2 separate regions of the Homo sapiens genome follow, and region 2 is linked to region 1. A link is an interaction called in ENCODE POLR2A ChIA-PET data of the cell type or tissue named here. Cell type or tissue: PC-9. All regions are shown on one strand. Each heading gives the region's core, and the rest is flanking DNA. Links, peaks and the distances in the headings are about the cores only. Region 1 has its middle 190 kb from the start of ARHGAP20. Region 2 has its middle 110 kb from the start of LINC02550.

The links. Peaks named below come from ENCODE experiments on the same cell type or tissue, not always from the same donor. Only the 100,000 strongest peaks of a DNase experiment are listed, where the experiment ranks them.
Region 2: POLR2A ChIA-PET joins it to region 1 with 8 read pairs; 2 of 35 experiments call an interaction of 5 or more read pairs at or near these places.

Annotation. Positions count from the first base shown.
Region 1 is chr11:110,898,667-110,903,068 of GRCh38, forward strand. No RefSeq gene overlaps it. Among named protein-coding and RNA genes, the nearest start is that of ARHGAP20, 190 kb to the left of the region's middle. In PC-9, for the core only: no CTCF peak of the experiment used is centred there; no DNase peak of the experiment used is centred there.
Region 2 is chr11:110,982,384-110,986,785 of GRCh38, forward strand. No RefSeq gene overlaps it. Among named protein-coding and RNA genes, the nearest start is that of LINC02550, 110 kb to the right of the region's middle. In PC-9, for the core only: no CTCF peak of the experiment used is centred there; a DNase peak (open chromatin) is centred at 1,928.

The sequences.
Region 1 (4,402 bases), core at 76-4,075:
TAACCTTTCAGATTGGCTTATTTCACTTAGTAATATGCATTTAAATTTCCTCCATGGCTTTTCATGGCTTGATAGCTCATTTCTTTTTAGCACTGAATAATATTCCATTGTGTGGATGCAACACAGTTTATCGATTCACCTACCGAGGGAAATCTTGGTCGATTTCAGGTTTGGGTAATTATGAATAAAGTTGCTATAAACATACATGTGAAGGTTTTTGTGTGGACATAAGTTTTCAAGTCATTTGGTTAAATACCAAGGAGCATGACTCCTGGATTTGTATGGTAAGAGTGTTATAATAGTTTTGTAAGACATTGCCCAACCATCTTCCACAGTGGCTGTACCATTTTGCATTCCCACTAGTAACGAATGAGAGTTCCCATTGCTCCACATTTTTGCCAGCATTTGGTGTTGTCAGTGTTTTGGATTCAGGCCATTCTTATAGATGCATAGTGATATTTTATTAATTTGCAATTTCCTAATGACATAATGTTGTGCATCTTTTCATATGCTTATTTACCATCTATATCTCCTTTGATGAAGTGTCTGCTCAGATCTTTTGCCCATTTTTAAATTTTTTTTTTTTTTTTTTTTTTTACTGTTGAGTTGTAAGAGTTCTTCGTACATTTTGGAGAACAGTATTTTATGAGATAGGTCTTTTGCAAATATTTTCTCCCAGTCTGTGGCTTGTCTTCTCATTCTTTAGAGATGGTGCATTTTTTGGTCTTCTTGTTCAAGTTCTTTAGGTTCACTTTCTGGAGAATGGTCGAGAGAAGCATTATGATGGCCTCTTATAGAAGATCTCCAAGAGGAGAAGGAGCTCCTATCGGTTGGTTTTCTATATCCAAGTGTTCTTTTCCTACATGCAAGATGTGGGACCAATTCCCAATTTTGCATTCTGATTTAAATGAGAGGAGACATCTTTCATGTCTGAGTCAAGAAGGGCAATACCTCGAAAAAGTAATTTAAGAAAAATGATGATGGCCCAAGAACTCAAATCAATAAATTCCCACACCTCCCCACAAGTCCTGGCTTATTCATTCCAGAAGTAGCACATTTCCAAATGCTCTGGCCAGGTCTGACTGATGTCCTAAAACAGATCAGCTCTAAGCTGTACTTTCTTCAGCCTCTTTTCACCCCAGATCTCTCTTGTTCCAATTTCCCTGTAATGGCAGCCTCCTTGGCTAACATTATTACCATTTATTTCTTTTCAATTTCACCCCATAGCTCAGCAAGAATTGGAAGGAAAGGAGGCTTGAGGTTGCCTCTATTTTAAAACAAACATCTTGGTCCCAGAAAGGTGCAAACCAAATAGAAGGAATTTTTTCAAAAGAGAAAAAGGCAATTCTATTTTCTCAGGGACTTTAAGAAAAATAATAATCTGTGAGTTAGTGTTGTTCATTTGCAATGGAGCAGGAAATAACCAAACAAGGAGTAGAATGAGGATGTTGGTTGGATACTTCTGGGTAAAGTCTTCTGTGTGATTTAATTAACCTGATTGAAGAAAATTAGCAGAATTTTTGTCATTCACCTATTCAAATATAAATATGAAAGTGAAATACTATGTCAACTGTGTTTTGGGCATTATCTCCTTTTTTTTCTTTGATGACCTATGCTAAGACTTTCTACATTGAGGACAACAAAACGGAAGTTTCCTCTAGGGTCATTGGTGAATTTGTCACGTGAATAAGAAAGCCCTTTTTGCTCTCTCCGTACAATAAATAATGCATATTACAAGCTTTACAGGAAACAAATGAGTGCCTTCTAAATAATTGATTTCTATCTTTTTCTTTCTTTCTATGACCTGGAACATTATGACTTTATGTGCACATTTGATGGGTTTCCTCTCAAATATAAAGAAAAATACAATTTTCAAGTAGCTCTTTTAGACATTTGAAGTATGCACAAAAAGGCAAAAATCAGAAGGTAAGAGACTTGAGACAGCCAGTGGGAGGACGGCCTGATTTAAGCAAGCTTCCAAGGTGCTTCTTTTTAAGTCTGTTGTCAATAATTCTGCTTCATATCTCCTTCTTTCCTCTGTCTACTTTGAGAGAAAGGAGTTTGCCTGATCAGTGGGGATTTTTTGTTTGTTTTTTCCTCAACTAATATTTAATTATTAATCATAATGTTTTGGTAGGAGTAGGGGATAATTCATGGGAATTAAAGTTTCTTTTTCTCTCAAGTATTGGCCTATAATTGTAAGGCACTTCATATTTGAAAAGCCTTTCCCCAGAGCCCCATGAAGCATATGTCTGCCTTCCTACCCATATCAGTCCAAATGAGCTAAGTTGTGCTGTGGAAACAAACAACTCTAATATCTCAGGGTCTTAAAGCAGCAAAGTTGTTTGATTGCTTGTGGTCATAGTTCACGAAGGTGACCTACTTATTGTACACACTCAGGACCAGGCTAATAGTGGTGCCATCTTGACAGGTGCTTCCATGATAACAGAGGTAAGAAGAGGCCTGAGGGCATACCCATCATGTCCCCTCCTTTTTCACTGGTCAAAGCAAGTCATAGGGACAACTGAGATATGATTGGGGTCAGAGATTGTAACATCCCCTGAGAAGAGCAGGAAATATTTGTGAACAACAACACTATCCTCCAGGACCCTTTACAGGTAAGGGACTTAAAGCTCAGAGAGACTAAGACAGTGGCCCATGGTCATGCAGATGAATAGAAGGGGAGCTGTGTTTTCTCACCTCAGGGTTGGGTTTGACTGATTCTAGGTACCTGACCTGTATGTGCTGACTCCTCTCACCCTGCTGGAAGAAGCAGGGGACAGCATTACTTGGTTCTGGATATCATTTGCATCTTGTGGCTCAGCAAACCCTTTTATTTTCATGTTAAAATTGATATTTTCTTAGATTCTCTAAGACACACAGGGGTCATGTGGTTATTCGGCTTAATGGAGACTATAAATGTGACTCAAGAGTTACATAACCGAGTAGGCAGCTGTCTAGTCTAATTTCAGAGAGCTGAAAAGACTCCATGCACACGCCCCCACCCCTGTTCCTCCATGCCTGAAGCTCCCCCTAATAGGTACTATTTTTAATAGCTCTCATTAATGGAGGTGCTTATCTGTCAGGAATTGTGCTAAGTGCCTTCCTTTTACAATCTCACCTAATCATAGAAGTTGAGGAGCATTAGTGCCCCATTTAACAGATGAGAAGTTCATGCTTCTTTAACTTCTCAAAGTCCAACAGCCAGGAAGCTATTAAACACTGTGCTTTCTGACTGCCAAGCCTATGCTTTCGACCTCCATGTTTTATTGCTTCCAAAACAGGGGACAAGACTCCACATTTCACAACCACATATAAAATTTCCATGCAGATCGCCTTAGGAGAGAGATGAGGCCTGAGCTAAGTACAAATACGGTCCTTTAAGGACAGCCCAGTTTTAGAAGGGGAAGATTTAGGCAATAGTGGAGGAAGACTCGGAAAGGGATTCTATGGACTTGGAATAGGAGAAAAGTTCCCTGCGTTCATTTCTTAACAAACCAACAAAGTAACACAACCTGGATGGCTTGCAAAGCAGAAATTTATTGTCTCCTGCTTCTGGAGGCTAGAAGTCCAAGATCAAAATGTAGGCAGGATTGGTTCCATCTAAGGGCTGTGAGAGAGAATCTGTTCTAAGCCTGTCCCCTAGCTTCTGGTAGCTGCAGGCATTCCTTGGCCTGGAGATGATGTTCTCACCTTGTCTCTTTATACTGTCTTTCCTCTACACATGTCTGTGTCCCAATTTCCCCTTTTTATACAGATCCCGGTGATAATGGATTAGAGACTCATTCTACTCCAGTATGACCTCATCTTCACTAATCACATCTACAATCACATCTAATCACATCTTTATTTCCAAATAAGGTCACATTCTGAGGTACTAGGAGTTAGTACTTCAATATATAAAACTTAGAGAGACACAACCCAGCCTAGAACAGTCCCCGATAAGGAACTCTCACACCTCTCTATCACAGGACCAAGTTACTGCCAAAGCTTCCCCAGAGGCTGCCTGAAGAGGCCATGACCCAGCCCAGAAGAAATGAGGAGTTGCCTATACCCTGGGGCGGTGGGGTAGGATTGGGGGCGAGGAGACAGGTTCTGACAGTGGGAGGCCTGAAATTGGAGATCTCTGACTCTGTGGCCTTGGAAGCAACAGGAGTCATTGAAGAATCACATGGTCCCCAAAGCCAGGCCAGTATGTGCTTCTGGAGACTAAAACAACCACATGAGCTTCCTAAAAAGTCCCTCCATCCTACCCAAAATAAGTAGTCTGCAATATAGGGGGAAGGGCACTTCTAATTAACAACACTTTCTTCTATTTTTAAGAGCCATTTTATATCTTTTTGAAAATCCCCACCCCATCCTCCCCTTAGGGATGGTATCACATCTCCAAAATCATCATTTT
Region 2 (4,402 bases), core at 112-4,111, 84 kb after region 1:
TAAGGCCATTGTTCCAGGTAGGCCAGGAGGGGGCCTGGAATGCAGGGCAGAGAGGGAGTAGAGATTCAGAGTGTTTGGAGATGAGAGACCTTGAGCTCTTTGGTCTTGATGTTCTTGGTTGAGGATATAGCTGTCTGCTGAGAGTAAGGCTGGACAGTGGCATTTATGAAAAATAGGATTTGAAACAACTGCTGTGAGTTTTCTGTTACATAACAACTGCCTGAACAGTGGAAAATAGTGCTGACTTTTCTTAACTCCTGGAACCCCCTGATTTTGTGACCAAAATTATTGACTTTCTCACCAACTTGACAATCTATAAGCCAGAGTGGTCAGGGTTCTGTTGAACTCTATTCCTTCCTGGAATAATGCTATCAGTCCCAGGTATTCCAATCCAAGTGTGACCATGCAACGGAATTAATAAGTTTGTTGTTTTGTCAGTCAAGTTATCATTACACAGCAACTTTCCCATTTGGGGCTTAATAACATCAAGCATTTTTGTCCTTATGGGTCCCCTGTGTTTATGTCACCGAGCCCTCAGGACTTAGTGGATATCTGACAAGGGTCTTCATGATTCAATCACATAGTCATTTTACCATACACCAAACCCCTGTAGCTGCCACAATATTTTTGACCCATATACCATTTCGTATTGTTTTATTCTTAGTCATACACTGTTTAATTTGTAAGGAACTCTGTTGTTGAAATATAGAAAGTGGAAGGGAAACACAAAAGCAGTGAATTCGCAAACTTGCCTCAAGATGCTTGCATTAGATCCGTGGACAGCATTCAAAGTTCTCATATTGCACACCAGGGTGTTTATTGTACTTTAACAGTATTTAAAAATGTAAAATACATGATGATTATATATAATTTGACTTTCCAGCTATTGAGAATAAGGCCTGTCAACAACCGCAGTGTGTTATTTGTGCAAATCAAATCCTAAAACCTTCATTCTCATCTTGTGATTTAGAAAAAAAACCTGAAAATTAGACACATCGAAAAACAATACCAGTTGATTTTTTAAGTTCAAAAGAGAAATTTTAAGCTAGTTATGGAAGCAATTGTTGATTCTAGAACTTGTAGTTAGACTCCAATTTACTTTAATATAGTTTTAGTCCCAAAGTAAAAATATGACACAAAGAAATGTTAAAATGTATTTGGCCATGAATCATTCTTTTACATCTAGAATTAAGTTAATATAAATCAAATAGGCATCCTGTTTTTTTAAGAAGAAATAAAGAAAAAAGGAAATAGAAAAAAAATCAAATAGTATATATCACTTGATAAATAAAAAATTGTTGACATTTTTCCTCTATTAAAATAATTACTAGACTTTTAAAAATGAAATATTAGTGCAATATTATCTTTTCATAATGGGATATTTTGGGAATACAAAAAAGTATAGATAATAATATAATGAATGTATATGCTCTCATCACTTGGCTTAAGATTTTATAACACAGACCTAAAATACGTATATTTTTAACTTAAAATCTCTCTTTCATACATAACATGTAAAAAGGGTAAAACATATAAATTTAATTCCTAAGAGAGTTTGCAAAGATTTATCATAAAAAGCATTGACTCTAGGCGTGGTGGCTCACGCCTCTAATCCCAGCACTTTGGGAGGCAGAGGCTGGTGGATTGGCTGAGCTCAGGAGTTTGAAAAAACATTGACAAATCTGAACACTTTGAATGATACTGCCTTACAGGGTTCACAGAAGACTTAAACTTTTTAAGTTTAAGTCTTTTTGACTGCTTTTTAACTGTGTGTGGAGGGACACACGAAATGTTTTTCCAGACCATCTTATTCATTTCACTTAAGGAGCTCAAGAGAAAGCAAAGAGAGTAACTGAGGCTTGATTATTGTTATTTATTCTTAAGTGCAGAACAAACCACAAGAAAATACCTCCAGCATTCCTACACTCTGAGTCAGTTTACGTGGTAGATACAGAAAGGCCAGAGCTGGGTAAAAGTTAATAGGAAGTCTTTATTATACTGAGAGTCTTACTGGATGCTAGACCCCATGTGGGACACATTATATATCTCAGTTTATTTAATTGTTGCAACCATCACTAAAGTAGGTATTTTGGTGGTTGCCATTTTACACATGCAGAAACCAGGAGCTAAACAGGTTATGGGACTTGCTCAAGGCCAGTACTGTTGAAGCCAGCACCCAAACTTACGACTCTGATTCTAAAATTCATAAGGGATATCTTTGCTGTATCAGTGTTGATGAGGACTTCAAGGTTCAGAATGAATAGCAGCTAGATGGTAAGATATCACAAATGAAAGCACAATATATTTACCTCATCAAGATACATAGGGTTCACCTTTTCTACTCTCTGGAAGCAGAGTCAAAGTCAGACAGGAACTCCTGGGACTTTCAGAAGCCCCCTGTATCATTCTTTCCCTGGTAACTCTGGGGATACTGGGCCTCAACAGCTTCTGATCCCCACTCCTGGAGACAGGAAGAGAGACACAATTGCCAAGGCAACTAGTGGACCAAGAAACACATATTGAAAACATGCCAGGTCCTGATTGCTGGGTTACCAGGGATCCTGCATTAATTAATGGCCAAAACCCCAGAATGTGTTTCTGCAATAACTGGCCTACACGTTAATAATCTTCATTGTGAGTCCAGGTGCACTTTCAACTGCATTCCCACTTATTGTCTTTATTGTGCCCCAATGTGGAACTCTTCCAATCTTGTTTAACATTCACTCCAACCCTACGCAAAATTCAAGGTATATAGCTGTGTCATTTTGGGAATAGGAAAGAGGGAGGAGGAAGAGGAAAAGAAGAGTAAGAGAAGGAGAAGAATAAAGGAGCAGGAGGAAGAAAGGAAGCAAAAGGACATCATTTCATTGGGTTTCATTTCACTGATCTGTTAAAGGAGGGTATTAGACCAGGTATGTTATTCTTAATGTTTCTGGATGTTAGAACCTATGAGAATCTGAGAAAAGCTATGAACTATCTTTAATACACATAGCATATTTTGCACAGAGTTCCAAAAAGTTCTCGGACTTCAGGTTAAAGATCTTTAGACTAGATCTCTATGGTTTCTTCCAAATCTGTGGGAACAAACCCACCATAAGTTGAAATCGAGCCTCTTTTATTGCTATCAAATTTCTGATTCAAAGGGGGTGGTGGAAAAATAATAATATTGATAGTTTGGTTGTTTGCTTAGCAACCTGCAGGTGAGAAACCAAATGAATGTCAAGTACTATTAAGGATACAATCATTATTCCAAATATTTTAATATGCCACAGGTAAGCCTCAAGTCAAACAGTAACACTCCACAGAGCAGAAGTCTGACAACATGTTAAGCAGCTGCTGCAGTTCTTGGCCTGACTCCTCCTCCTCCCTACCCCAGGCCCCACCCTGGACAGCAAACTTTCAAATAAATTGCCAGGAGGTCCTTTGTTCTAAAGAAAAAGGCTGAATGGTGAGATGAAATGGACATTGAATTTTTATTTTTCTTTTTTCCTATTCTAATCTTTTATAGTCTGAATGATAATCACAGAGGAAGTTCCCTTGGCAATGTTGCATTTCCATGGTGATGGGAGAGGTCAAGGTTAGCAAACCAGGGTTCTGGGAACCTTCTGCTGCAGGCTGGATGTGAGGGAAGGGCTAGCAGTCAAAGTGTCAACAGGGGACCCACTTTCACAGTCTCTTCTTTAGAGTGGACCACAGAGCCTAACTTGTCCATTTCTGAATGGACAAACCAGTGATGTCTTGAATGTAATAATAGCTCCATCGCTTCCCCCTATGCAGAAACTTGCTGTGCCCTTCCTCTCAAAGGCCAGGAACGGATGCCTCTTACTAACAACAATCCGTGGATTGTTGAAATATGTATGTGCTCTTTGTATCGGCACCAGAAGCTCAGAGATGCCAAGTTTTAGAAACCAAATCTACTTTAGAAAAGCAATTTGATCTTTGAGAACAAGGGATCCGAAATAAGCTCTGACCGTGTCAGCGCAAGCAAAAAGATGAATTAATTAAAAGTGGAATAGGAAGCATACAGTTTAAATTAAATATCGAATGACCTAAATAATTCCCCTTAAAACCCAATTCAGTTATTTTGCCTGAAACTGCATGTCCTGATTTTACTCTTTTGGATTCTCTTCTTATGCTTTTATGTGGGTATATAATGTTATGAAACTTGTACAGTTTGTTCAGACCAGAACTACAGAGGAAGACATGATGGAACCAAGGTAAGCCCTAATAGACCAACGATATTTAAAGTAATTGATTGAAGATCTGTGATTTCTTTGAGAGGAGGAAAAGGTAGGAGAGACACAGAGGTTCTTAGGATCCTAGAGATGGAATGAAATAGAATTTTGTGTATTACAGAGCTGTGGTGAAGCCGATTCAGAAATGGGGCAGCTCTTCCCATTTT